Linked DNA regions of Homo sapiens: all the other regions are linked to region 1. A link is a contact called in ENCODE Hi-C or POLR2A ChIA-PET data. All regions are on one chromosome and are shown on one strand. The core of a region is the stretch at or near the end of the contact, and the rest is flanking DNA. Distances in the headings are between cores, read along the strand shown.

Region 1 (3,896 bases), core at 873-3,372:
TCCACCTGAGATCAGGAGTTCAAGACCAGCCTGGTCAACATGGTAAAACCCCATCTCTACTAAAAATACAAAAATTAGCCCGGCATGGTGGAACACACCTGCAATCCCAGCTACTCAGGAGGCTGAGGCAGGAGAATCGCTAGAACCTGGGAGGTGGAGGTTGCTGTGAGCTGAGATGGCTCCACTGTACTCCAGCCTGGGCGACAGAGCGAGACCCCCGTCTCAAAGAAAAAAAAAACCTGGTGATCTAGCTGGGCAACATAGGGAGACCCTGTGTTTACAAAAAATTCGCTTGGCGTGGTGGCCACGTTTCTGGTTCCAGCTACTTGGGAGGCTGAGGCAGGAGGCTCATTTGAGCCCGGGAGGTTGAAGCTGCAGTAAGCCGTGATCGTGCCACTGGACTCCAGCCTGGGTTACAGAACAAAACCTTGTGTCAAAAAATAAAATAAATAAAATTGGTGACCATACCACCTTACTTTGGTTGTTAAGATACAGAAGAGAAAATGGAATGCCCAGCCCACCACACTGGTCCTGGCTGCAGGAATCCACTGGAAACGCTAGTTCCTTGTGTTCTGGGTTGCTATTTGGTAACCTGCAGGCTCCAGAGGTTGTAATCCTGCTTGCCTTGGGGCCCACCACCCATATGATTAAAAGGAATAACGGGATTACCGAGGCCTTTAAAATTTTGTGGTCAAGGAGATAATATAAAGGAGTTTTGTGTATTAGGAAGAGAACAACGCCCCCACCCTGTCCTTTACCTCGTGAGTTCACGAGTGGTGTATTTGTTTTGTTTTGTTTTTGAGACGATGTCTCGCTCTGTCGCCCAGGCTGGAGTGCAGTGGCGAGATCTCGGCTCACTGCAAGCTCCGCCTCCCGGGTTCACGCCATTCTCCTGCCTCAGCCTCCCGGTAACTGGGACTACAGGCGCCCACCACCACGCCCGGCTAATTTTTTTGTATTTTTAGTAGAGACGGGGTTTCACCATGTTCGCCAGGATGGTCTCGATCTCCTGACCTCGTGATCCGCCCGCCTGGACCTCCCAAAGTGCTGGGAGTACAGGCGGGAGCCACCGCGCCCGGCCTCCGTATTTGTTTAAAAAAAAAAAAAAAAAAAAAAAGGCCGGGCGCGGTGGCTCACGCCTGTAATCCCAGTACTTTGGGAGGCCCAGGCGGGCGGATCACGAGGTCAGGAGATCGAGACCATCCTGGCCAACATGGTGAAACCCCGTCTCTACTAAAAAAACAAAAAAATTAGCCGGGCGTGGTGGCGCATGCCTGTAATCCCAGCTACTCGGGAGGCTGAGACAGGAGAATCGCTTGAACCCGGGAGGCGGAGGTTGCGGTGAGCCGAGATCGCGCCATTGCACTCCAGTCTGGGCGACAAGAGCAAGACTCCATCAAAAAAAAAAAAATAATAAAAAGGAAGAAAAAGAAAGACAAATGATTTACAGGAAAAAATTTAAGTAAACAAAAGTACAAATGCGATGTCAATCGTTCAGGTGGTGCCAGGGGACAGAGAACCGGGGAACACCAAGGTCTCATCGTCCCTGCAGAGCATCTCTGGGGGAGGCGACGGACAGGGCGCGAGCGCGGGGCTTGGAGGGCACCAAGGTCCAGGGGGATGGCGGGTTCAGTCCCAATCCCTCCGACCCGTGCTGAGGGCCTTGGAGGACCCCACTCGCCCAACCTCGGAAGCCCGGGTTCTGCCACTTCCAGCCACGCGTCCTTGGGCTGCGAAACTTTCTCCAGCCCAGTTTCCTCTTTTGGGACATGGGGAGGCGGAGGCTGCCAATGCTGGGATGGAGTCCTCGAGAGCAAGAGACCAGCGGCCTCGACGAGCTTACAATCCGATTAGGCCCTCCCACCGATGTGCTGTAGCTGCCCGCCGCCCTGGACCCGGCGCCGTCCCGCCCGGCTTCGGGAGCCCTCCGTAGCGGCCGGACTCGCGCGCGTTCTAAAATGAGGACAAAGCCCGCCCAGGTCTAGAGCGCGCGCGCCGTGGCGGCCAATGGGACGCTGAAGCTAGGTTGAGTGACGGACTTGAGCAGCCAATGAGTGTGCAGTTTGTTGCGATGTGGCACCCGGCTCCGGCATTATAAAGGGCGCCACGAGTCGGCATTGTCAGGCGGCGGCACCGCGCGGGACGGAGCTTGGCTGTTGGTCGGTGGGTTCCCGTGCGGCGGCGGCCAAGGAGGAGGAGACACAGTTGGAGCAGCTCCGTGGGCTGACTGGGGCGAGGCCTCAGCAGCGCGAGCTTGAGTGCGGCCGAGCCTGCGGCGCCTTCCCCTGCGGGTGGGGACGAGCGGGCCCCGCGGCGTCATCGGCGGCGAGGTGAGCGGCGGCCGGCGGGCGGGAGCTCTGGCGGGAGCCGCGCCGGCCTGACGCGCTGTCGCCGCTGGTTGCAGGAGCCGCCGCGCCTCGGCCTAGCATGTCGGAAGCGGGCGAGGAGCAGCCCATGGAGACGACGGGCGCCACCGAGAACGGACATGAGGCCGTCCCCGAAGGCGAGTCGCCGGCCGGGGCTGGCACGGGCGCCGCGGCGGGGGCTGGAGGCGCGACCGCGGCGCCCCCGAGCGGGAATCAGAACGGCGCCGAGGGCGACCAGATCAACGCCAGCAAGAACGAGGAGGACGCGGGGTAGGTGCGGCCGCGGGCGGACGGGGGCGCCGCCTTTGTTCCGGGGCCGCCTTTTGTTGGCGCCACGCGGCGGGGGGAGGGGCGGCGGCCTGGCCCGGGTCGGGGCTGGTGCGGCCCGCGGACTGTCGCCGCTGCGTTCGCGGGCCGGGCCTGGCGCTGCCACTCGCGCTGGAGTTTGCGGGAGTTTGTTGGGTCGACTTTGGCGCCGCCCCGGGGCCGCTCGCGCGCTGCCAGGGCCAGGGCCAGGGCCGGAGCCGGCGCAGGGGCGGGCGGATGGCCCGGAAGAGGGAAAGCGCTCGGACCCGGGGCCCGGCGGCGTCTTGGGCCGCGCCGGCGGCTGCGTGGGCGGAGTTGGCGCGAGCCGGGGCCCGGACCTCCCTCCTCCGCCTCTCCCGGGGGCGGAGTCACGGTCTGAACCCTGGGCGGGCTTGGTCCCCGGAAACATCGAGTTCCTTGAAACGAGTTCTCAGGAGTTGGTGGAGACGCTGGCCCTTTGCTACATGGTTGTAGAACACATGAATTTCCAGTTATGAGTGGTTAGGTCCCATACCCCTGGTGAGGTGGTCCCTTCTTTGCTTCTCACAGGCTGGGGCTGCAGAGCCTTGTTAAGCCTCGTTAGGGTCCTGGTTGAGTTCAATTTGGAGGGTAGTGGAGATTTAACATCTTTCTAAGGTGCTCCTTGCAGACTCTAAGGGTAGCTGTAGACTTCGTGAGAACTTTGCCAGGGCCAGTCCTTTCCAAAATCACAGCTTGCTTACAAGACTTGTTGCCGTGTGTCTCACCCTACCATTTCAGAAAAATGTTCGTTGGTGGCCTGAGCTGGGATACTAGCAAAAAAGATTTAAAAGACTATTTTACTAAATTTGGAGAGGTCGTTGACTGTACAATAAAAATGGATCCCAACACTGGACGGTCAAGAGGGTTTGGGTTTATCCTGTTCAAAGATGCAGCCAGTGTGGAGAAGGTAAGCTGGGTACTGGATTTCAGCAGTCTCAGTGGAAACGATTTGAATTCTAAGAGGACACCTTTCTTAAAGCATGACTAGTTTGTGTGGTCTGCATGTGATTTAAGTGCTTTGGGCAAAACCCAAAGCCGGAGGTTATGTTCCGGTTTTTGAGGGGATGAAAATACAGATTAAGCTGGGAGTGAGAGAATGTGCTGGAGTGGTTCGGGAAGATGACAGTTGACATTCATTACCTTTTATGTGCCTATTCTGGGTACGGCGCTAAACATCTGGGAGGATTACAAGAGAGTCCATGA
Region 2 (3,896 bases), core at 992-3,491, 1.9 Mb after region 1:
ACCCAGTCTTCACACACTGCCCAAATGTGTTCATTTTGTTGCAGTGTCTGAAATCTCACCAACTGAGAGATTCCTCTAGGTTAACAAATCTCCTCTTTTCAGAATTAAGGAACCGTTTAAACCTGTCAACAACCTTAAGAGATGTACATTTCATCATTCCATTTTACAGATGAGCAAACAGGCTAAATGGCAGAGTTACTTTTACAGTGTCACACAATGGACGTAAAGCACAGGCCTGACTCAGAACCTTTAATCCTACAATGCTGCCTCCCCACTGAGAGGGGAACAGGACTAATCTTCATCCATACCTCAATACACATGAGTTAGTTTCCAATACCCTTCTACAGAAACACCTAAAACAAGCTTTCTCAAAGACGGGGCTTTTGTTTGGGGTGACAGGCAAGCAACAAGTAGCTGAAGCACACGAACACCGTGGAGGAAGGATCTGAAGTTCAGACCATGGATTTGGGGTGCCTGATGGAACCAAGCCTCAAAGACAAACCACAGATTTCACAACACTGCAGAGGACCAGCTCTTGCTCCACAACAGCTTGCCTCCCCTTCCTCTTTCTACCCTTCCACGTGACCCTCACGGTTCTCTCCACCAGAAAAGAGGCTACCATTGTTAGTTGCCAGTCTGGCAACACTGTGCATCTCAACCACAGTGACTGGCACAGAGCAGGAACGCAAATATTTACTGAATGAACCCAAGACAAAAGTTGTTTCTACGGCCAAGCTGGGACCCTAACTGCCATTTTTAACACAGTAGAGATGAGATATGCACCTTAAGCACCTGATTACTGGTGTAAAACGGACTTTTCAAAGCCTAGTCTGAGTTGCGGACAGGCTACAGTAAAAGCCTTATGTGATTATTTTTCCCCAGCCAGACTGTCTCAAAGAAGAAAACAGCTTAGCACTTTGGCATACAAATACAGACCTCAGAGGGGCATAATATGTTAGTATCTTAAGAGTGTACAAGCAAATCATGACTTTATTTAGGTTGCCTACTTTAGGTCATCCTAACATGAACAGCAGTTTAGAAAAGAAAAATCCCCTCTCAGCATTCTCAGGGTGACAATGAGGGTGGGGATAATGGCAGATATCTCCCAAAAGTTCAGCGTGGGCCAAAACCCAAAAAATCATATTCCACGATGTGCAAAAGGTTTCTTTCAAACCATGACTAATAATTTAAACAAATACATGTTTACACCAAATAATCAACTAAACAAAGTCCTTGTTCATAGGAAAACATGACATTAAGCCGAATGGTTTCAAAGACAATTCTTGAAAATTTTACCTATTTCCCTTTTGGTCGGCACCCGTGACCTGAAAAGCCTTGGCTAGTAGTTCCGATTAGTGTCAGATCCTCATAATGTGACATTTTCAGGCGTCAAATTACAGTAAAACTACTAGGGCAAGAACAAGAGCCAAAAGCAACAGGGAAGATGTCCATTTTCCATTTACACCCCCCCCCCAATTTACCACTTAAGAAAAACGGCACGTTTTTATATTAGAAAAGGGCCGCATCCTTCCAGATCTAGCGCAGCCTTAAGTCCGTGATTTGAGGAACCTGCCGCTTCCAAAATACAGGCTGAGACGTCCTCCCCATGAAGTAGTTTTGCGCTCTTGCACCACCTCCTTTGTCTACGCTGTCCCTGCAAACTCCTAGCTCAATGCCCTCCAGCAAACGAGCTGCCTGAACGCAAAGATGACCGTTCCAAGTCTTTTTTAAAAGAAGGGAAAAACCCAGTCACGCTCCTGGAGCCTGGTTCCCACGGGAGCAGGCCGGGCTGTCCACGACGGAAGCCTCGACCCTGGCTGGGGCTGTCGGCCGGGCAGCGCGGGAGAGCCAGGGCCAGAGCCGGGGCCGGGAACCCTAGTCCCGCCGCCTACGCGGGATGCAGCGACCACCGCCCGCCGCCCCCGGGCCGGCACTCACCTCCGTGGAGGGGCAGCGGCGCCAGCACCTGGCCGCGGACCTCGGCCTTGGGGGAGTCAAGCCCGTAGCGCCCGCGGTCGATGCGAAACGTGAGCGGGGCGCCGCGGCCGGGCTCCTGCACCGTCACGTTGATGAGCGCCGTGTAGTACTCCTGGCTCGCGTTGTCTGCCCGTGCCGGCCACAGGCTGCAGGTCAGCAGGGCGAGCGCGGCGAGCCGGGCAGGGCCCGCCCGCCCCGCGCAGCTCATCGTCCCTCCGGCAGCCGCCGCTGCTCGCGGACCGGGCTCCGGGGCCGGCGCCTAGAGGCGGGGCGGGCGCGGCCCGGGCGGCGGCGGGAGCGCGCGCGCGCGGCCTGCGCGGGGCCGAGCCCGAGCGCGGCCCTCCTGGACGCCGCGGCCCCGCCGCTCGCCGCCCTCACGTCCACTGCCCGCCTGTGGGGACGCGCCCATGGGCCCTCGGCGAGGGCGGCGTCTCAGGTCGCACGCGGGCGTCTCTTCGGGGTCCCAGGAGGGTTGTAGAAGCGTGCCCCCTCCATCCCCCCGGGTCGGTCCCACCGAATGGGAGGCGCCTCGCAAGGACGCGGCGGGGGAGGGGAAGGGCGGCACGGGAGGAAGCGCCCCGAGGAGGGTCAGCGGAACACAAAGTCCCTCTCGCGCGGCTGCCGCCTGAGGCGCGTGTCCGCCGCCGCCCCGCCCCCCCGCTGGTCTAGCGGCAACGCGCAGGCCTAAGGCGCAGTCCCGCCCCGAGCGCATGCGTGCCAGGGCCTGTCCGCTCCCGCCCGCCTGCACGAGGGCCCGGGCAGCCGGGTCAGCCGCTGGTGCTGGTTGTTTCTCTGTCAGGCGTGATAGCCGCAGGGCGTGGAGCCCGGGAGATTTGCGAGGACGTATGGAAATGTGTGAGAACAGACTACAAAGGAAAAAAAGCCATAACTTTAAAAGAAATGTTTAAAATTAAATGTCATGAGATTTAACATTCACGTCATGCGGTTGACATCATGGATGGGGGATGTCTCTGGCCCGGACCTGCAGGGACACGAGTGGTTGGGAAAGACCTCTAGGGTAGCCGTCCCTAACCATTTTGGCACTGGGGGACGGGTTTCCAGGAAGAGAGTTTTTCCAGGGACTGAGGGAGTTGAAGTGGTTTCCGGATGAGGCTGCTCCACCTCAGATCATCAGGCGTTAGATTCTCGTAAGAAGTGGGCAACCTAGGTCCCAAGCATGCGCAGTTCACAGCCGGGTTCACGTTGCTATGAGAGTCTAATGCCGCCCTGATCTGACAGGAGGCGGAGCTCAGGCGGTGATGCTCACTCACCTCCTGCTCGCTTACTGGTTCCTCGAAGGCCCTGGGCCGGTACAGGTCCGCGGCCGGGCGGTTGGGGAGCCCCTGCTCTAGTGACTAGGTGAACTACTCCAGGGGCCCCCGGACCAGAGGGTTGCAGTGGGAACCCCCCCTCCACCTTCCGAAACGCGCGCGCGCGCACACACACACGACTCTCATTTTCTCTCTCCATGGCGTTTAAAAGATACACATCGCTATAAAGTATCAGCTAAAAGGAAGAATGGGGCAGTGCAGCCGAATTCAGGAACTTACAGGATCTTTGTGGGGAGGCGGAGGGGGAAAGTTTGGCGTCTTCTGACCAGCCAGGGTTGAGTCTCCTGTCTCCTACTGCGGGAAGTGGGTGGAGTCAGCTTTGCACAACCAAATGTTCTGAAAATCCGGAAAAGAGGTGGCTCCCCAAAAAGAAATTTGAGGCACTGTTTCCAGGAAAGGGTACGGATGCAGTGCAGGCTAAAACTTAAGATGCCCACCACTGGCCAGGCGCGGTGGCTCACGCCCGTAATCGCAGCACTTTGGGAGGCCTAGGTGGGCGGATCACGAGGTCAGGAGTTCGAGACCAGCTTGGCCAACATGGTGAAACCCCGTCTCTACTAAAAATAAAAAAATTAGTCGTGGTGATGC
Region 3 (3,896 bases), core at 417-2,916, 1.7 Mb after region 1:
CAAACAAGGAAATAGAGGCCGGGCGCAGTGGCTCACACCCGTAACACCAGCACTGTAATCCCAGCACTTTCGGAGGCCGAGGCGGGCAGATCACGAGGTCAAGAGATGGAGACCTTCCTGGTCAACATGGTGAAACCCCGTCTCTACTAAAAATACAAAAATTAACTGGGCTTGGTGGCGCGCGCCTGTAATCCAAGCTATTCGGGAGGCTGAAGCAGGAGAATCGCTTGAACCCAGGAGGCGGAGGTTGCAGTGAGCCGAGATCACGCTACTGCACTCCAGCCTGGCGACAGAGTGAGACGTGAGACTCTGTCTCAAAAACAAAAAAAGGAAATAAAAATAAACGGAAAATTTGTTTTTAAAAAACAGCATGAAACATTAGACGTGGAATAATTTAAAAATGCAAATGATCTCCCTTTATTTGCAACTCTTAGGACCCAGCTCCCGAAAGAAAATAAGTAAAAAGTTTCTGAGCCCTTAAAATGGCCCTTACAAACGCTTAGCATTAAATGCAAGCTTACAGACACATACTCAGCATCTTGCTGACTTTTTAACATACCTCTTAAACAAGTCTGATCCACGCCGGGCACAATGGCTCTCGCCTGTAATCCCAGCACTTTGGGAGGCCGAGGCAGGCGGGTCACCTGAGGTCAGGAGTTCGAGACCGGCCTGACCAACATGGAGAAACCCTGTCTCTATTAAAAACACAAAATTAGCTGGGCATGGTGGCGCATGCCTGTAATCCAGCTACTCGGGAGGCTGAGGCAGGAGAATTGCTTGAACCTGGGAGGCGGAGGTTGCGGTGAGCCGAGATCGCGCCATTGCACTCCAGCCTGGGCAACAAGAGCGAAACTCCGTCTCAAAAAAAAAAAAAAAAGAAGAAGAAGTCTGATGCTATTCTTTCTCAGGGCATAGCAGATTACCAATAATTAGGAGGGAGGGACTATCAGAAGCAGATACGGTGACTGCAGTGTTAAGTGATATCAAGCAGGGAGACAGGTGCGATCCGGAAAAGGTTAAGTGGCATTCTCTATCTGGCACGCTGAAAGTTAGGGAGGCAAATATGTCCTAGAAACACAGATTATCTGTCTTTAAGACTCCGGGGCCCGTGGTTTATGCGTCGGCGAACAGCCATATCAAGTCCCTGGCCCCGCGGAAACGGACGGCGGCAGAGGCGCGGGGCGACGGAGAGGGCGCCCAGGTGTGGAGCAGGGACGCCGCCGCGGCGCGCTCGGTCTCTAAGAACCGTCCTCCCCCTCTCACTGAAACTGCGACAGCGCTACTTCGTGGGGTAGGCTCTGCGTAAAGGATGCTATACTCAACCGGATTCTCCCACTACCTGCTACAATTCACAAGAGGCCACCTCCGCAGAACCATTACCTCTGGTTTGTACAAGAACCAAACAAAAAGCTCAGAACGTTATGCGGGGGCGACCCCAATGAGACCCGCCCTCAGCGGTCCCTGCACTCCTTCGGGCCCGGTGCATCCCGGAGCCATTCGAGACAACACCCACAGCCCCGCCACTCCCCGTCCGCTGTCCCCGCGCCGGAGGAGGAGGAGGGGGCTGGCACCCGCCAGACCTGGTGCGCCTGGAAGAGGCGGCAGCTGCAGCAGCGTAGCACCCGAGAACGCTGAAGCGACGCCATCCCTGCTTGTGCAGTCGCCAGGCAGCCAAGCGCGTGCGCTCTGCATTTGTCCCGCCGCGGCCCCGCCCCACGCACGCGCTCCGAACCCTCTAGTCCCCTACGCCGTCTCGCATGCGCTTATACTCTTCGCTCCGGCCGCCGCGGCCCCGCCCCTGCGCACTGGGATCCCTCTAGCCTGCCGCGCCTCTCGCTGGTCATCTGCGCCCCTCCGACCTCGGAAAGAGTCCTGGGTGCGGGATTCCTGGTAGCCGACTCGTCGTCTGACCAGGGCCGTGCCCGCATCTTCCTAAGGCACTGGTTCCGGCCCTGGGGAGACTGGAATTGAGACGACAGGGCCTCCGCTGACCAGTCCTTGGACACAACGCGGAGCGGGGCTGAGGGGCCGCCCTGCCAGGCCTGCGCTGCCGTGCTTTTAGGTAGCAGCGAACAGTTAGCCTTTGAACCGGAGCCCGGGGTGGAATACGGGGAGACGGAGGGGCTCACCACACCCACGCTTCCCGGAGAGGGCGGCGGAGGCGCGCGGCCGCCGAGCGCGAAGCCGGTCCCCCTGCAGCCCCGGGAGCGTCCCAGGCCCACCCTACGGAGGGTGGAGGCGCCCCCGCAGCCCGACGCTCACGCCGCAACCCTGTGTGGCTTAGGGTTGTAACCTCGTTGGAAAATAAAATACAAAAAATATTAAAATTACCTCCCACCGTACAACCCTCGGTGTCTAGGGTTGTAATTTTAATTTTTTTTCCAACTTTTACACAGTGACTATCACCAAAAAAGCGAGGTGTTTTTTTTTTGTTTTTTGTTTTTGGAGACAGTCTCGCTCAGTCGCCCAGGCTGGAGTGCAGTGGCGTGATTCTCCTGCCTCAGCCTCTCCAGTAGCTGGGATTACGGATGCCCGCCACCACGCCCAGCTAATTTTTGTATTTTTAGTAGAGACGGTGTTTCTCCATGTTGGCCAGGCTGGTCTCGAACTCCTGACCTCAGGTGATCCACCCGCCTCGGCTTCCCAAAGTACTGGGATTACAGACGTGAGCCACTGCACCCGGCCGACACTCGCTTTTAACAGCAGAAACCATCCCGTTGAAGAAAACACCCAATCCTGACAAGGGTGCAGGGAGGGCTACCCCTCTGACAGGGTGCTGGGAGAACGGTCAAGTGCAAAACCGTGGAAAGCAACCTGGCAATACTGCTACCCCAAGAAAGGAATCCCTTCACCTAGGTGATTTATTATTCATTCCCTAGTGTTCCCTGAAGAATACTAGGAAGAAATGGAAATCAGTGTTCTGAAGAACGGCACGGACTCTTAGGCAGTTCCATCAGCAAGAACCTGAGTTTGAAGTGACAACGTGCTGTGGAGAGGCAAGGTTACAGAATTACAGTACATCGTTTGACTTCTGTGACACCGGCATTATTTTCTGGCGTGTGTGTGTGTGTGTGTGGCTAAGGTCGTAGGTAATGCTAATTTTTAAATTTTTCCAACTTTTGTACAGTAAGTAGTTAGAAAAAAAAATTGAGAGACAATATGCCAATAGACAATGGTCAGATAACGAATGACAATAAACTGACTGCAGCCTCTGCAGTAACCGGGCAGTCGGCTGCTTGGGAAGGACGTGGTCAGGACTGCTTGCTCCTCTATTTTTTGTACCACCCTCCCCATGTCAGAACCAACCCAAGAAAGCGCTCCCCAAACCAGTCACAGAAAACATCCTGCTTCTTGTTAGCTCACCTCCAGTTTCCAACAGCCTGCGGTCAGAACCACCTGGAGCCTTCCCCGTTTTCCACCCCCTGCGTCCTTGCGCCTACCCACACCGGGGATGTTGCTGACTCCCTTGCTGTAGCAAGCTCTGAATACTGTTTCTCATTTGGGTGGTTTTCCTTCATTTCTACGTTTGAGCTACTGTGGCTGAGAACAGAAAGCATCTGCAAAAAATGTTTTATGCTTAATGAAAGGAGTAGAATAAAAATTTCATATATGACATCAGTTAAACTCTGAAAAAAAATACAGAATAAACACCAAAATACTGAGTAATCTGTAGCACTAGGAAAAATTGTTCTACTTTTCTGTATATTTTTCTCCTTTTGGCAATGAACCGGTAATCCTTTAAAAATTCATGTATATAGTTTTTTTTCTTGGAAATTATAAGAATGATTTGATGAGTGGTTTGATGCAACTTATATTACTTGGTAAGCAGTTTTAAAATATTCATGTTTACTTATAAAATTTAAATTTTTTATTTGTATTATCTATATATTATTTAA
Region 4 (3,896 bases), core at 986-3,485, 1.6 Mb after region 1:
GCCCTGACCCCCCAGCTTACAGCCCCAAAAGCAGCTAAACAACTCGCACACCCACGGGGCATCGCCTGGGAGGGCAGCCCAAATCCTTCCACTTCAGCCCCATTTGAAAGATGAGGAAATGAGAGGCTGGTCCATAGTGGGTCTCGCGGCTCAGGTGCCGAGCCTTCCCTGGGCATGCACGCCGGGCCCTGGAGGGTGGGAAGGGGCCAGTGGACGCGGGGAGCCTGCGGGGTGGGACTGCATCGGGAAAGGGGAAGGAGTCAGAGGCGAGAAGGGGGAGAGTGTCTGTCTGGCTCCAGCCGCTGCACGCTCTTCCTGCTCAGGGGACTCACGGTGACCCCGGAGCCACTCCCCAGCCCAGCCTCCAGGTAAGAGGTCACTGAGATGGGTGGCAGCAGGGGCCGGGGATCCCCCTATTACGACAGCGGTCATGGGACGCTGACTCACTGCCGGCCAGACCACCTGACCTCCGCGGCGGGAGGAGAGGGCCCTGCCAGGGGGTTCCCGCCGCGCCTTGTTTACCTCCGGGAGGCCTCGGCCTCGCGTGGGGGCAGGGCGGCCGCTGGGGCCGCAAGGCGTGCGGGGAAGGGCCAGAGCCGGGTGTCCACCCCAGCTTCCCAAAGACTCCCTCTTCTGTGCTTCCTTCTCCCCTCCCCGCCCCCCCCCCAGTCTCTTCACATGCCCCTAGCCCCCGCGGAAACTTCCCGCGATCCCAAACGGGCCAAATGGCGAGAAAGCAAAGGAGCTCCTTCTTGGGGGTGAGTGGGGCGCCTTGAGCGCTTCCTCAAAGCTATGTTCCCAGAGCCACAGGCCTTCCTTGTGTCCCTCACCCTGCTCAGACCGGGCCATAGCCGGGGGCTGGGGCAGGAAAGCCGGCCCTCGGCGGGGGCCACGTGGCTCTCAGGCGCCTGGGCTGCTGAGTCACGCTTGGCCAGCACCTGTCTGTAGGCCACAGCCTCTGCCAGCACGCCCCTCTGTGTCCCCTGCCCCTGTCTGCAAGGCAGTGGCTCCAGCAGGCCCTGGGGCATTTTCCACTCTCCACCGCCGGATGCAGGGAGAGGCCTGAACCCTCTCCACAGGGCTGCTCTGGGCAGGGTGGAAGCCTTGCCCACTTCGGAGCCCTCCGGGAAGGATCATTCACACCTGTGGACCAGCCCCTGCTGTGCGCACACCCACACATCACCTTCGCACCTGACTGGCCCCATCCAGCCACTCTTGCCTCCCTCTGGGTTTCCTCCCCTGGGAGGTTTCTCCAGCTCCTGCAAGCCCTGGGCTGAAATGGCATGAGTTGGACCCAGCAGGTTCTGACCTCCTACTCACAGGACCTTGCCTGGGAGGCTCCAGAGGGTGACCACTCGTCCTGCCCCTCTCCTTGCCCCAGTTCTGGCGGACAGGTTACTCTGGTGGCATAAAGCAGTGTTTCTTCCTTCCTAGCTGAGGAGGCTGTTGGCTGACCCCCTTGGCTGCCCACAAGGCCAACGGGCCTGAGCCCCCACAGGGCCATGGGCATTACCTGCTGAATTGAGGAGCCCATAAGGAGTCACTTGGACCACAGTGAACACTTGGCGACCACTGACACTCAGGAGACCTTAGCTGGTCCTCCAGCACCTCTCAACTCCACTCCTACTAAACTGGGAACTTCTCTGGTGCTCAGGCCAGAGTCGGGGTCCGTCACCGAGTATGCTATGCGCTGCCCATCACCGAGGATGCCATGCGCTGTAAGAGGGCTGCCACCGCGGCAGGCTGACCATGGCAGGGTCGGAACAGCAACCTGAGAGCCAGCTTGTTCTGGCCAGCAGTGCCCACTGGGCGACCTAGCAGCCTCCTGATATGGGGGCTGTGTCCCCCTCTCCCTGCACTGGGTACCCCCAACTGAGGATATTGCTGAGTCATGGCCAGGCCCAAGCCTGGGAGGGGCGAGGGGCTGGACCCCCGCCAGTACCCTGATCCCAGGTGCAGAGGCTGGAGCCCAGGCCTGTATGAGTGCCAGGGCCGGTTTCCTGGGGTCCTTGGTGCACCGGGGCAATGAAGAGAGGGGTCAGCAATGAGGGGGCCGGGAGACCTGGAGCGAGGGGTAGCGGGGAAGGGGAGAGTAGTGAAGGGGCCTCTGCAGGGCGGCTCTCGCGCCGCGACGACGGTGGCGGGGGCGGGGAGGGCGCGAGAGACTCCGCCCCTCTCGAGGCGGGGCGGGGCCTCCGCGTTCGCTACAAAAGCCGCGCGGCGGCTGCGACCGGGACGGCCCGTTTTCCGCCAGCTCGCCGCTCGCTATGGCGTCGCTCACCGTGAAGGCCTACCTTCTGGGCAAGGAGGACGCGGCGCGCGAGATTCGCCGCTTCAGCTTCTGCTGCAGCCCCGAGCCTGAGGCGGAAGCCGAGGCTGCGGCGGGTCCGGGACCCTGCGAGCGGCTGCTGAGCCGGGTGGCCGCCCTGTTCCCCGCGCTGCGGCCTGGCGGCTTCCAGGCGCACTACCGCGGTGAGCGGGCCGGGGAGCGGCGGGGGCGGTGACGCAGGCCGGACACGGCCTCCTGCCGCGGGGTGGCTGCCCCCTCCCTTCTCGGCGACGCCTGGCGGGCCGTGAGGGGGTCTGCGCTGGCTGCTCCCTGGATGGCGGTGGCCTGCATGGGTCCCCAGTTCGGCCATGGGAGCCGGCCTGGTGACTGGAGTGGTGACCAAGGCCGGGACCCGCTGCTCAGCGTCGGCCCCCTGGGGCGGTGGAGCCCTGCCGGCCGGGGGCTCGAGCCTGGGGGCGTCAGACGCCCCGCTCCACCCCCCGCGCTGTTGGGGATTTTGGCAAGGACGCGCCGGGGCGAACGCTCTGGCTCTCCGCGGGCACTGGGTGGTCAGGCGGGCACTCGGGTTACACTGACACCTTGCTGCGCCAGGTGGTGGGTTCAGATAATGCCCTGGAGGAGCCGGGCGAGCGCCGGCGAGGGGAGGGAGTGACGCGGGTAAACAAGCGCGGGGGTGCGGGGGACTCGCGAGCGCCGCGACAGCGCCTGGGAGAAGGGCACGGATCGCCGGCGGAACGCTCCGAGCCAGGTCGAGTACAGATGTTTTCCCATTGGCAAGTGGACGAGAACGTTCTTCAGAAGTGTTGGTGTTGGCACAGAAGCCCTGTTTCCTGCTGCGCTGGTGTGACCAGTGGCTGCTGGGGGTGGGGTTAGGGAGGTGGTTGTGGCCAGGAGGGCGGGAGGTGGCCAAGGCCGGCCCCTGGGAGGGTGCAGTGCTAGGACCTCCCTCTGGAGCGCTGCCAGCATACCAGGCCCTCTCCTATTCTTAAAAAAAAAAAAATTGTGATGTTATTGAGCTGTAACTGAAATAAGGGTTCACCCATTTAGTGTACAAGTCAGTGGTTTTCACTATTTTCATAGGTTTGTGGACCATATTCAGTGTGAGAGCTTTTCATCACCTTATAAACGCCATACATACCTTTTATCACCCTCTTATCCACATGCCCCCAGCAACCTCCTTTCTGTATCTATTCATCTTGCAATCCTGGACATTTCATGTAAATAGAATCAGACAATGTAGTCTTGCAAGTGGTTTCTTTCACTTAGTGTAATGTGTTCAGTGTTGTGGCACATATCAGAACTAGTTTTTTTTGGAGGAATAATATTCTGTTGTGTGGACAGGCCATGTTTTGTTTACCTGTTCATTAGTTGACAGACATTTGGGTTGTTTGCATCTTTGGGTGCCTCACCTGTGCCCTCGGTGGATGGCGTGGTTTGGTCTGCACAGCTGTGCTTTAAAGCCATTTCAGCTCATATGTATCTGTCACAAATGGAGACTACATACAAATACGTGTCTTTCAGCTTTGTTAGGGAAGGAAGCAGGCAGATGCCCTTGTCTTCTCCTTTACTCCCAAGCCACTAGAAGTCTAAGGCCTTTGTGGGGCTG
Region 5 (3,896 bases), core at 651-3,150, 1.6 Mb before region 1:
CTTGGCCTGCATGGGAGACCTCTGAAAGTCTCCATAGCCTCCCTCCCTTCTGCCTTGCCCACCTGTATGGAAGGTCTGGCGTTCAGATTTCTAACTTTCTCTTACGGCAGTGCAGCTCTCCTTTTGCATTAAGGGGGTCATATTTTGGGTTTCCACATGGGTAAGACACAACAGGTGTGGCTGTGGCCAGAATGAGGGTAGGAGTCTGGTGGCCTAAGTTATCTCTAGGACCCTCTGATGACTACCTGTGTCTCTTTTCCTCTGTGTCCCCCGCACCTGCAGGCGTGTATACAAAGAGCGCCTGGGCCTCTCCCCAAAGACCATCATTGGGTACCAGGCCCATGCAGACACAGCCACCAAGAGCAACTCCCTAGCCAAGAACAAGTTTGTGGTGTGAGGGGGGCCTTGGCACCCCTCCTATGTAATGGGACAGCCGCCACTGAGCCTCATTACTTTGGGGGATGGGGCGGGACTGGGGATCAGACAGCCTAGTTCTTACCTGTCCTCAAGTGAACAGGAATGCAAACACTCTTTAACATGAGTTGGGGCCTGAGCCTTAGGGGCTAGATGGGGGTAGTGGTGGCAGTCTGAGGACCTAGCTTGTCCTGGGGCCACAGGACAGCAGCAGGGTGGAAAAAACTCCTGAGGGTGGGGTGAGTCATGGCGGGGAAGGAGGGCTCTATGGTAGGCGGAGAAACCCATAGTCCAGCGTTTACTGTTTCCACCCAGGAAGGAGGTGAGGTGGCCTGAGAGACAGACTCTTCCATGGGTGGTGGGCTCAAGGGCACAGACATTCTGGAGGGTGAACGCCATCATTTGTACAGAGGGATACGTGGGTTGCTGAGGACTGAGAGAGCCTTGCAAGGCCGCTCCCCTTCTCCCCAGCTGTGACCAGGGCTGTCTGGGCCTTGCCTGCCTCAGGGCCAGACTGAAGTGGAGGTGGAGGGATGCTGGGCTAGGCCTCACCAAGGTTCTGGTAGAAGTGGTGGAAGTGGATAAACTTGATAATAAAAGCTTAAGCATCTTTCTGTTCCTGTTTTAAATAAATACTTCTGAACAAAGTTGGAATTATTTTTAAGAGGGCTTCAAACTGGAGTAAGATTCAGGTTCCCCCAAACTTTGATCTGCCTCTGTCCTGTCTTACAGGGGCTCATGTGAGATCACTGGGTACCAAGGAGCCTGACCGGGACCCTGGCCAGTATGGAGGACAGGGGGTGTGGCTGGGGAAACTCAGCCACCAAGGGGGCTTGAGCCAGGTTCCGGGGGGCATATGCCCCTGGCAGGGCGCAGCCGGCGTGGCACCAAGGCCCAGGCCCTCGTTTGGCCTGAGTTTGAGTCAGGATAAGTAGAGCTGGATTTCCGCTGGGTGAAGGTGAGCCTGATGCGACTCCACAATGACAAAACGTCCTGCACGTGTTAAAAACTCAATCCGGACCAGCTTCCCCATTCGCCTGCCAGAGCAGCAGTTAACCTTCCCCTGGGATGGGCTCCAACAGCAGGCTGGGGATTGGGATGGCGCTGGTACCCAGCAGGGGAAGCAAGGCTTCTACACCCCGGCGGCCTCCGGCGCCATCAGCCGGCGTCCCGGGCGGGTCTGCAGGACGCTGGGAAACGCGGCGGCGGCCTGCGCGGGGGCGGGGCCTGGCCGAAGGCGGGGCTGCGAGGAGGTCCGAATCAGGCTGTGGGGGCGGAGCTCGGGAAGCGGAGCCAGGTCCAGAGGCGGGGCTCAGGCGGGACTGAGTTGATCTATGGGGGCGGAGCCAGGTCAGGAGGCGGGACTCCAAAGGGACTGAGGGCTGTGGGGGCGGGGCCCGGTCCAGAGGCGGGGACAGCAGGGCTCCGGGCAAGGAGGTCTGGATGCTGAGGGCGGTCCCTGAGGGGCGGGCGGGGCCCGACCGGCGCTCTGTGTGGCCGAGGCCATGAAGCCGCAGCCGCCCGGCTAGGCCCCGGGCGGCTCTAGCCCAGGGCGGCCCGCGGGGCGCTGGGCCTGGCTCCCGGCTCCGGTTTCCGGGCCGGCGGGTGGCCGCTCACCATGCCCGGCAAGCACCAGCATTTCCAGGAACCTGAGGTCGGCTGCTGCGGGAAATACTTCCTGTTTGGCTTCAACATTGTCTTCTGGGTGAGCGCGGGGTCTGCGCCTTGCCCTGTGCTGGGGGGTGGTGGGAGAGGGAGATTCAGTCTTTTGCTGGGGGAGACCACTCCCTGCCCCAAGAGTTTGGAGCTCGGGACCATCCCCCCACTTCTGCCACACCCACGCCCACTTCCAGGACCACCCGAGGTAGCTACAGAGGCCCGGATTGCTGGGGGCGGGTCCTAGCGACAGCGTGGGGTCGGGGTTGGGGTAGGGAGTCTCCCTAAATAATCCCGAGGCCTGGTGGAGAAAGGGAAGGTGTTTCCTTGAAGACCCCAGGGGCGTGCTAGGTGCAGGTTGCCCCCTCTCGCCCAGCCCTCCTTCCTACCCTGGGATGTGGGATGCGTGCCAAGCCCCACCCCTGGTTTAGCCGGTAAGGAGATTCTGGCGTGAAGGGAGCCGCCAGGCCCCTTCCCCGGCCTCCTTTCCCTTCCAGTAGTACCTGGGTCAGGTGCCTCACCTTAGGCTCCTGCAGAGTGGGGTGGGTCACAGTCCTCTGCCCACCCCAGTCCCGCACAAGGAGGCTGACCTGCCAGGAGGGGCAGGGAGGGACAATGGCGAGTCCTTGGCGGCTGGGAGAGGATCTCCCCGGTTGAGAGCCTGGGAGCTGGCCTTGGGGAACAGAATTCAACATTCCACAGCTGACAAGCTGAGGCTCCTGGGCGGGTCTGCCCCTACCGGGGAAGGGAGCTACTAGTGCCCCTCCCAGGGTGGCATCTGTCCCCCTGGGCCCTGCCAGGTCATTTTTCCCATCTCTCCAAAGCCGTGGCCCTCTGCAGTCTCTGCTCCTGAGGCCTTGGGTCAAGATGCCAGGCCTTTTCCCTTGTGTTCAGCAAGACTCAGTGGCACTGCCCCCCACCCACGTGTCACCGAGCTCACTGGTGTGGTGGGTGTCCTTGCACTGCAGCGCTAGGCTCTTGAGGGTGTGGGCAGTGTGTGGGAGCACTGGCAAAGAAGTCAGAAGGCCTGGCTGTAGCAGGCCTGGCTGGGACACCTTGGGCAAGTCATCTCTCCTCTCCGGGCCTCAGCTTGCCTGCCTGGGAGACGACGATAAAGAATCTGCCTGTGAGGGCTGTTAGGCAGATACAATGAGTTCAATTTGTTGTATTCTCACAACTGCCTTATTATCTGCATTTTACAGATGGGGAAACTGAAGGAATAGACACAGAGAAATTAAGTCACTTACCTAGGGTCACACAGCCAGAAAGTACAGAGCCAAGGTGACGGCTTAGTGGGCAGAGGGTGGAGGTGAGGCAGAGCTGTGAGCAGAAGTAACCTCAAATACCGAGGGGGAGCAGGCGTGAGAGACCCGGGTTTGTTGCTGGGGCGGAGCGTGGGGTGTTATGTTAAGGTGGCATGGAGAAGCGAGGGCTTCCAGTGATGGGTCTGATCTGGCTTCTGTTCTGGAGACCGCTTGCCTGGCTGCTGTGTGGAGGGTGGATGAGGGGCAGGGCCTGGAGGTTTGGAATGGGGGCAGGGCTGGGGCAAAGCTGGGATGGTGAGGTGGGAAAGGTGAGGGAGGTTGCTGGGAAAGTCAAGAGGCTGAATTGACTGGGCTGGGTCACTTGGGGGCTGGAGGGAGGATTTCAGATTTGGGTTAAGGTGGCCTAAGGGAGGCTGCTTGTGGAACAGGCACAGAGGTTTTCATGTTTAATGTCAGGCAGACCCTGGTGTTGTTCTGTTTGGAAACTGCTTGTGGTTTCCTTTTTTCTTTTTTCTTTTTTTTTTTTGAGACAGAGTTTTGCTCTTGTTGCCCAGGCTGGAG
Region 6 (3,896 bases), core at 1,247-3,746, 1.5 Mb after region 1:
TCACCATGTTGGCCATACTGGTCTTGAACTCCTGACCTCAGGTAATCCGCCCGCCTCAGCCTCCCAAAGTGCTGGCATTACAGGCGTGAGCCACTGTGCCTGGCCAAGAAAGTATTTCTGCTTCTAGAGTTTCAGGCCCCCTCTCCAGCATTAACCTTTCCTAGCAGTTTCTCGTGTTTCTTTCTAGTAAGCTTGTTTGGCCAAGCTTACATGTATGAGAATACATCTCCCTTTTCAGTATGAAAGGAAACACACCTTTCTCTGTGCTTTTTCACATGACACTAAATCTTGACTGTTGCTCCATGTCAGAATGTAAACAGGCTGTAAACCTCTTGTTACTGCACTTCCTTTTATTGGTTTTCACAGATGCTGTGTTTTTACAAATTGAATGTGGCAACCCTGCATCAAGTAAGTCTATAAGCACCATTTTTCCAACAGCACGTACTCACTTCTGGTCTCTGTCACATTTTGGGAATTCGTATAATATGTTTTCATTATTATATCTGTCATGGTGATCCAGGTTGATGTTACTATTGTAATTGCTTTGGACTGCACAAACGATGCCCATGTAAAACATCTGTTTGTTTTTATTATTTATTTATTTAGAGACGGGTTCTCACTCTGTTGCCCAGGCTGGATGAAATGCAGTGGCCTGATCTTAGCTCACTGCAGCCTCCTCAATCAGGAGTCAAGGATACTCCTGCCTCAGTCTTCCTAGTATCTGGGTCTACGGGTGTGCACCATGCCAGGCTAATTTTTTTATTTTTATGTTTGTAGAGACAGGGGTCTCACTATGTTGCCCAGGCTAGTCTTGAACTCCTGGCCTCAAATGATCCACCTGCATCAGCTTCCCAAAGTGCTCAGATCACAGGGAGAGCCACCTCGCCCAGCCAATTCTGACCTCTTTGCCAGTCCATTCTGGATGGAAGCAGTCCCTCCCCTTCAGAATCCCATTGAATTCTCCATAGTACCACAGTCTTTTGGCACTTACCTTTGCAGGAGTAGCTCTTTTGCTCACAAATGTACTTCCTGTAACTACATTTTAAGCTCATTATTTGGATCATGTAGCATCCAGAATTTTATTCTGCTTTGAATAGCTGCTTCCCCAGGTAGACAGGAAACCAAAATTCTCCTACACAAATTTTGGGGCTGAAGTTGGGGCGCCGTGGCTCACGCCTGTAATCCCAGCACTGTGGGAGGCAGAGGCAGGTCGATCACCTGAGGTCAGCCTGGCCAACATGGTGAAACCTGTCTCTACTAAAATACAAAAATTAGCCGGGCGTGGTGGCGGGCGCCTGTAATCCCAGCTACTCGGGAGGCTGAGGGAGAATCGCTTGAACCCGGGAGGCGGAGGTTGTAGTGAGCTAAGATCGCACCACTAGACTCCAGCCTGAGCGACAGAGCAAGACTTCGTCTCAAAAAAATAAAAATAAAAAAAATTTGGGGGTTGAGGGTTGGATGATACTAACTCATGCAAACACCAAACCCTGCCTTTCTTCCCCTTCCCGGTGGCAAGAGGGCTTTTCAGATCAGTGATACATTCGCTGATTCTAGTGTTTTCCACCCTAGTAGTCAAGCCTTTGGGTGTCCAAACAAATAGAGAACAAGAGATCAGGATCTCTAAAGGTCTAGAAAAACCCTGGGCCACTTCCATTTTGTGAGGTTCTCAGCATACTGAAAACTGAAGATGTACTAAGAGTGGGTTACTAAAATGGTGGCGTATCTTAAATCTTTCCATGGCACCATCCTTTCTCTCGTCCTGTCATCCCTGTATCTCTCTGCCCTGACACCTAATCTCACTTCAGGAAACATAAATTGAAAGTTCAAATAACCTCGGATTATATTATTCTGGACTGTGTGTTATGCTGGGCGACGAGGCTGCGCAGGCTCCTGGGCCGAGCCATGACTCTGCAGGAACTGCGGCGCCGGCTCACACAGCGCGGAGCAGTGCACGCCAATCCGGCCAGGCGCTCGCGCTGGGTTCTGCTCACGCCCGTAGGGGCCCGCGTTCGCTGCAACGGGCCCTTCCTGATGGCCGATCGTCGGACTCCTACCCCTTTTGCCGGCTGCCGTTTGCCCCGTCAGCGAAGGGCGCGCGATGCGTCCCAAGTCTCGGCTCCAGGAACCAGACGGGTGAGGGCTACTGGGGGTTGGGTTGGAACGCCCCGAAGGCACCACAGCAACCGACGCGGGAACGCCTGTTAAACCAGCCCCGCCCCGAGACGCGCGCGCCCGGCGGTCTCGATCCAGCGTGGCCCGCCCCTCACCTCCCGCCCAACCAACAGCCACTTCCTGCCTCACTCCCGGCCAATCTTCACACTCCACGAAGAATAGCCGTAGGGGGCGTATGGGACGGTGCGTAGAGCGATGCCCACGCCGGCCAACCGGATGTCGGGGCTTGCGCGGGAGGGCGGGACTTGGCGCCGGCTGTGGCTACTCAGGGGCCAGGGGCGGGCACAGGGCCGGGCTTCGTGCGGTGGGGCTCGCTCGCGCGGCAGCGGTGGCCGAGGCCTCTTGGTTCTGCGGCACGTGACGGTCGGGCCGCCTCCGCCTCTCTCTTTACTGCGGCGCGGGGCAAGGTGTGCGGGCGGGAAGGGGCACGGGCACCCCCGCGGTCCCCGGGAGGCTAGAGGTGAGAGGGGAGACCTGAGCGCGTCCTCGGGCCTGTGAGGACCTCGGGGGGCTGGGAGCGCCTCTGCGGCTGAGGGGTCGGGCGTGGCCGGCGACTGAGGGGTCGGGCTGGCTCTTGAGGGCCCAGGCCCTGGCCGACGCGCCCGCCGTGAGCGAGGAGGCCCGAATCCGGGCGTCTTTGGTTGGGTTGCGGGCCCAGGCCGCGCCGCCGGGGTCGGGAGGCGTGGCAGGTGGCCCGACAGCCTTCTTTGACCTCTGGGAAAGCTGACTTATTCCTATGGCTTTGCTTCTAGGGCTTTCTTAGGCCTCTTTGCCGGCTGCCTGGGCAGCCGCGAGGTGGGCTGGAGTAACTGGGTAAAAGTATAGGGTGGAATCGGGCCTACTAGGTACCCCTAGTAGTAGGGAAGGGTGGTATTAGACCGAGAGGGAATGTTTACAACTAGCGTTACAGTTTAATATTTGAAAATCCAAAGCGGAGACTGGACCCTAGTTCCCTGAAGAGAAAGGGGAATGTACCAGAAGGAGAACACGCAGTGGTTGAGAAACTTAGCAGTTACAGCACCTATTCTGGAGGCGAGTAATCCAGTTGGAGAGGGACAGGGCGTTAAAAGCAGGAAAGCCCCCGAAAGCTCATCTAAGTGCATCTCTTTCCACACCGGAGGCCTGGAGGTATGAAATGACTGGCCCAAGGTCATGCGATTAGTGTACTGATGGTGCTGGGATTATAGTTCAGGGATAGACCGTGCAGTGGTTAACGCTAAGGCCCTGGCTCGAGTCTTTGATTGGTCATTGGTTGCTCTGTGAACTTCGGCAGTTTTCTTACCCTTTGTGCCCCCGTTCTTGTCAAGTAATGGATATAATAATACCCGATGGATTTGTGAGGATTAAATTAAGATATGTATACAATAAGACAGGGAAGTCCGACATTTAGTAACTGCTCGATGATCATTGCGGTACGTTATTATAATCTGAATGCCTTTGGACCAATACACTGCCATCCTAGTGAACTGGTTCAGTCCTGTTTCGCAGGACCTGAGGTCACAGTTATGGTGATAGAAGAAACCGGGCATTGTGTATTACCGCTGGGCATGACACAAGTGATTGCTGGTTGAGGGAAGTTAAACTGAGCTTAATATTAAAAGATTGAGAGGACAAGATTAACCATAGTTAAGTCTTTTTACCTCTGATTTAGGAAATGGAAGATTTTGCTTAATTTTTTAATAAGTAGATTTTTTTAAGGGGGAAGAATTTTATTGATCTTTAAA
Region 7 (3,896 bases), core at 776-3,275, 1.5 Mb after region 1:
CAGGGAGGGCATGCGGCGCAGTGGCGGCCGCCGTGGCGAGAAGGGCCGCGAGATGTGATCGGCCCAAAACTGCTGCAGCGTCTGCCACAGGCGGCTGGCATGGCTCGTAGCCGAGCACTCGAAGGTTGCCAGGGCGTGGACCTTGTAGGGCACGCAGGTGCTCGAAGGGGAGCCTCGGGAGCGCTGGCGACTCGTGCTGCGCTCTTGTCTCGGGAGCCCGGATGTCCAGAATGATGAAGGCGAGCCAGGGGGCGCTGCTGGGAGACAAGAGTCCGGGTGAGCAGCGTGCTTGGTACAGGCCGCCTCTCAAACCGCGAGGCCGGCGGACATGTCTTAGCCCTGCAGCTACGGCTGCGGCTGTGTCTCACCAGCTGCTGGCCACCGAGGAGCCCGTCGTTCCACGCTGCACAGGCAGCAGTCTCACCTAAACCATCTTCCCCAAAGACCACTGAGGATCAGGCCCTGGGATACATATGCAGATGAAGGACGGGAGGAGGGCCTTGTTCTGAGTTGCAGCTGGAAGGGTGAGGGGTAGGGAATGGTAGCAAGACAAGTAAGTAGGTACTTAAAGGAGGAGTAGGACTTTGCCAGGTGGGTTGAGGATGGAAAATGGAGAACTTCTAGGCAGAGGGAAGAGCCGAGCAGGGCTTTCTTTTTCTTTTTTTTTGAGACTGAGTCTCGCTGTCGTTGCCCGAGCTGGAGTGCAATTGCGCGATCTTGGCTCACTGCAACCTCCACCTCCCGGGTTCCAGCAGTTCTCCTGCCTCAGCCTCTTGAGTAGCTGAGATTACAGGCGCCTGCCATCACCCCCACCTGATTTTTGTATTTTTAGTGAAGACGGGGTTTCACCATGTTGGCCAGGCTGGTCTCGAACTCCTGACCTCAGGTGATCCACCCAACTCGGCCTCCCAAAGTGCCCGGATTACAGGCATGAGTCACTGCGCCTGGCCTTTTTTTTTTTTTTTTTTTTTTTTTTGTATTTTTAGTAGAAATGGGGTTTCACCTTATTGGCCAGGCTGGTCTCGAACTCCGGACCTCAGGTGATCTGCCCGCCTCAGCGCCAAAGTGCTGGGATTACAGGTGTGAGCCACTGTACCCGGCAGGGCAGGACTTTCATATTTCAGATGTGAACACGAGCTTGGATAGGATTGGTGCTGGGAAGAGCAGAAGAGGAAGCTGGGAAGGTGGACCAGTGCACTATGTGAAGGTGCCCTACAGGCAGGCTCGGAAGCTTAGACTTCCTTTTGTGGGTAAGAGGGAACTGCTGAAGGATTAGAAAGCCGGGGTTAGATCTGGATTCTGAAAGCAATCTGGGAGGATATCTAGCATAGCCAACAGCATTATTGCCCTCATCATTCAGTCATTTGATAGACTTGAACTAGCATCTGCTCTGTGCCAGACTCTGGTCTTGGGAAGGGGACCTGAAACAGCCTCTGCCTGCCCTCAAGGTGCTCCTAATCCAGCTTGGAAGACAGATGCGTGTATAGACCACAGTCCAGTGTGTTCACTGACATCCTGGGGTGTGTGCCATGGGCTAGACCTATGCATAGGGCTCAAAGTATCAGGGATTGTGCACACTAAACATGACTTTTATTCCAAACAAACTGTGCCCTCAGGAAGTCCAAAGTCCAGATAACAGACAAGTCCCATTTTGCTCACTTCTCTCTGCACCCCCCACCCCTGCCCAGTAAGTGCTGATTCTATTATGTGAAAAAGGGAGCTATGTGTTGTTTCTAATTCCTCTTCTGCCCATGGGCAGTGAGAAGAGAAAGAACTAGAGCAGGGTTCCCTCTGTTATGCCTTCGTTAATTCATAATACACTTATCCCTCACATATAGGTGGACAGAGGCTGGATGGTACATACCATCCCCAAGATCTGGTTCAGGGAGATGGTCTCTGGAAGCCCACATCCAGGCCCACCCTTGAGATTGTATCTTCTCGGAGGATGTTTCCCCGTTAGTCCTCACTGTATGTTGTGCCTCACCTGGAAGATGGGGTGGAGTTGCTGAGCTGCTGTCCCAGGGCTAGTCCCATCTCTGACCCACTCAGCTCTTGTCCACCTGCTATGACTCACAATGCCTCCAGGCCAGGCCACCCCAGGACAAGAAGGGGTGCTGACCGCTGAGCTGTCAGATAGACTCTGGGCTCTCCCCTGCATGCATTCAGTGCATCATTGAGCACCTACTGTGTTCTAGGAACAGTTCTAGGGAAGTGAAGAACATATTCCCTCACTGAGCTGTCATTCTTGGCAGGGGAATGAAGGGAGTGATCATAAGCAGAGTCCAAGACAGGAATTTGTTCTAGGGGAACTAACAAGATAGTCTCTCAGGAAGCTAACAGAGCGTGTCATGGGTCAGGTTCCCTAGAAGCAGAGCCTAAGCTGAGCATTCTTGTTCAAGTGAATTATTGGGGAAATGCTCTCAGGAGAAGGGGGTGAGGGAAGCAAGACAGGGCGAGAAAAAGGCTAAGGCTGAGCCAGAGTGTGGTCTCACGTGGAGACTAGCTTCCGCTTGCTCTCATGGGGAACTCTGAGCACAAATGGCACCACAGTTAGGCCTCCTTAAAGCAAGGGAGCCCGTCTTTTGTACCCTCCTTCTACATGTCAGTTATTGGCCAGGGCAGCTGAGAGTTACCAGCCAGCTCCTACAGCACCTATGGGATGGGTGCACCACCAGTGATAGGGATCTCAGTAGGGCGCCAGCTGAGGAGGGAGGAAGATAATAGGATAGATGATGAAAATGAAAGGGCAGACTAGCCAACATGGCAAGACCCCATCTCTACAAAAACAAATTAGCTGGGCGTGGTGGCATGCGACTGTAGTCCCAGCTACTCAAGAGGCTGAGGTGGGAGGATCACCTGAGCCCAAGAGGTGAAAGCTGCAGTGAGCAGTGATTGTGCCACTGCACTCCAGCATGGGCGATAGAGACCCTGTGTTTAAAAAAAAAAAAAAAAAAAAGAGGGCCAGGCGCGATGTTTCATGCCTGTAAATCCCAGCACTTTGGGAGGGGAAGGTGGGTGGATCACCTGAAGTCAGAAGCTCGAGAACTGCCTGACCAACATGGTGAAACTCCGTGTCTACTAAAAATAGAAAAAATTAGCCGGGTGTGGTGGCGGGTGCCTGTAATCTCAGCTACTCAGGAGTCTGAGGCAGGAGAATTGCTTGAACCTGGGAGGCAGAGGTTGCAATGAGCGAAGATTGTGCCACTGCACTCCAACCTGGGCAACAAGAGCGAAACTCCATCTCAAAAAAAAAAAAAAGGAATGATTAAATTAATAAGAATATCCAGGCCGGGCACGGTGGCTCACGCCTGTAATCCCAGCACTTTGGGAGGCTGAGGCAGGCGGATCATGAGGTCAGGAGATCGAGATCATCCTGGCTAACATGGTGAAACCCTGTCTCTAATAAAAATACAAAAAATTGGCCGGGTGCAGTGGCTCACGCCTGTAATCCCAGCACCTTGGGAGGCCGAGGCAGGCAAATCACCTGAGGTTGGGAGTTTGAGACCAGCGTGACCAACATGGAGAAACACCATCTCTTCTCAAAATACAAAATTAGCCGGGCATGGTGGTGTATGCCTGTAATCCTAGCTACTTGGGAGGCTGAGGCAGGAGAATCGCTTGAACCCAGGAGGCAGAGGTTGCAGTTAGCCGAGATCACACCACTGTACTCCAGCCTGGGTGACAGAGCGAGACTCTGTCTCAAAAAAAAAAAAAAAAAAACCCTAATTCTGATACGTACAGTGAAGAAAACAAACCAGGGAAATACAGAAAGTGATTTTGGGACAGGGTGAGGAGTAGGAAGTAATTTAGATGTGGTGCTCGGTGAAGGCCCTTGACATTCTTGCTAAAACCTGAACAATAAGGAGACCCCAATCCCTTGAAGACCTGGGGGTAGA

The links. A loop is a pair of places that touch in the nucleus more often than their neighbours do. ChIA-PET counts read pairs that join two places held with the same protein, here RNA polymerase II (POLR2A). Pooled maps may share reads with other maps.
Region 2: a map of B cell shows a loop between it and region 1 (20-fold over the local background). The contact joins the promoter of RNF130 here to the promoter of HNRNPAB in region 1. A Hi-C loop is called at or near these places in 3 of 168 maps with a recorded cell type or tissue (B cell, ascending aorta and naive thymus-derived CD4-positive, alpha-beta T cell) and 8 of 50 pooled maps. POLR2A ChIA-PET finds 5 or more read pairs at or near these places in 1 of 52 experiments (activated CD4-positive, alpha-beta T cell).
Region 3: a loop to region 1 is called in a pooled map, with 8 times the contacts of the local background. The contact joins the promoter of MRNIP here to the promoter of HNRNPAB in region 1. A Hi-C loop is called at or near these places in 6 of 50 pooled maps. POLR2A ChIA-PET finds 5 or more read pairs at or near these places in 2 of 52 experiments (HepG2 and Panc1).
Region 4: a loop to region 1 is called in a map of naive thymus-derived CD4-positive, alpha-beta T cell, with 4 times the contacts of the local background. The contact joins the promoter of SQSTM1 here to the promoter of HNRNPAB in region 1. A Hi-C loop is called at or near these places in 1 of 168 maps with a recorded cell type or tissue (naive thymus-derived CD4-positive, alpha-beta T cell) and 10 of 50 pooled maps. POLR2A ChIA-PET finds 5 or more read pairs at or near these places in 2 of 52 experiments (HepG2 and activated CD4-positive, alpha-beta T cell).
Region 5: a map of CD4-positive, alpha-beta T cell shows a loop between it and region 1 (3-fold over the local background). The contact joins the promoter of TSPAN17 here to the promoter of HNRNPAB in region 1. A Hi-C loop is called at or near these places in 1 of 168 maps with a recorded cell type or tissue (CD4-positive, alpha-beta T cell), 1 of 37 single-sample maps with no recorded cell type and 9 of 50 pooled maps. POLR2A ChIA-PET finds 5 or more read pairs at or near these places in 1 of 52 experiments (endothelial cell of umbilical vein).
Region 6: a pooled map shows a loop between it and region 1 (15-fold over the local background). The contact joins the promoter of CANX here to the promoter of HNRNPAB in region 1. A Hi-C loop is called at or near these places in 4 of 37 single-sample maps with no recorded cell type and 9 of 50 pooled maps. POLR2A ChIA-PET finds 5 or more read pairs at or near these places in 3 of 52 experiments (GM10248, activated CD4-positive, alpha-beta T cell and activated naive CD4-positive, alpha-beta T cell).
Region 7: a loop to region 1 is called in a pooled map, with 9 times the contacts of the local background. The contact joins the promoter of CBY3 here to the promoter of HNRNPAB in region 1. A Hi-C loop is called at or near these places in 6 of 50 pooled maps.

Annotation. Positions count from the first base shown.
Region 1 is chr5:178,202,411-178,206,306 of GRCh38, forward strand. HNRNPAB (heterogeneous nuclear ribonucleoprotein A/B) reads left to right here and starts at 2,123. Exons shown (of 8, transcript NM_031266.3): 1 at 2,123-2,330; 2 at 2,405-2,636; 3 at 3,432-3,600. The coding sequence starts at 2,428. RefSeq lists silencers at 1,937-2,006, 2,307-2,526, 2,547-2,656, 2,687-3,096.
Region 2 is chr5:180,069,518-180,073,413 of GRCh38, forward strand. RNF130 (ring finger protein 130) reads right to left here and starts at 2,242. Exons shown (of 9, transcript NM_018434.6): 1 at 1,939-2,242. The coding sequence starts at 2,185. RefSeq lists an enhancer at 1,916-2,623 and a silencer at 2,513-2,592.
Region 3 is chr5:179,857,151-179,861,046 of GRCh38, forward strand. It overlaps MRNIP (MRN complex interacting protein), which reads right to left and starts at 1,667. Exons shown (of 7, transcript NM_016175.4): 1 at 1,581-1,667. The coding sequence starts at 1,646. It overlaps MRNIP-DT (MRNIP divergent transcript), which reads left to right and starts at 1,853. Exons shown (of 2, transcript NR_134283.1): 1 at 1,853-2,062; 2 at 2,880-3,896. RefSeq lists silencers at 1,089-1,198, 2,099-2,228 and an enhancer at 1,829-2,028.
Region 4 is chr5:179,818,670-179,822,565 of GRCh38, forward strand. SQSTM1 (sequestosome 1) reads left to right here and starts at 2,236. Exons shown (of 8, transcript NM_003900.5): 1 at 2,236-2,472. The coding sequence starts at 2,268. RefSeq lists enhancers at 1-315, 18-1,217, 271-570, 971-1,130, 1,738-2,447 and silencers at 561-740, 2,041-2,290, 2,401-2,660, 2,671-2,850.
Region 5 is chr5:176,645,584-176,649,479 of GRCh38, forward strand. It overlaps TSPAN17 (tetraspanin 17), which reads left to right and starts at 1,901. Exons shown (of 9, transcript NM_130465.5): 1 at 1,901-2,119. The coding sequence starts at 2,033. EIF4E1B (eukaryotic translation initiation factor 4E family member 1B) reads left to right here. Exons shown (of 9, transcript NM_001099408.2): 9 at 283-1,061. The coding sequence ends at 397. RefSeq lists enhancers at 1-234, 505-799, 3,161-3,896 and a silencer at 1,473-2,132.
Region 6 is chr5:179,696,471-179,700,366 of GRCh38, forward strand. CANX (calnexin) reads left to right here and starts at 2,497. Exons shown (of 15, transcript NM_001746.4): 1 at 2,497-2,632. RefSeq lists enhancers at 1,602-2,131, 3,692-3,751 and silencers at 2,142-2,551, 2,592-2,881.
Region 7 is chr5:179,679,009-179,682,904 of GRCh38, forward strand. It overlaps CBY3 (chibby family member 3), which reads right to left and starts at 2,026. Exons shown (of 2, transcript NM_001164444.2): 1 at 1,865-2,026; 2 at 1-257. The coding sequence starts at 1,910. It also overlaps a transcript of CANX not described here.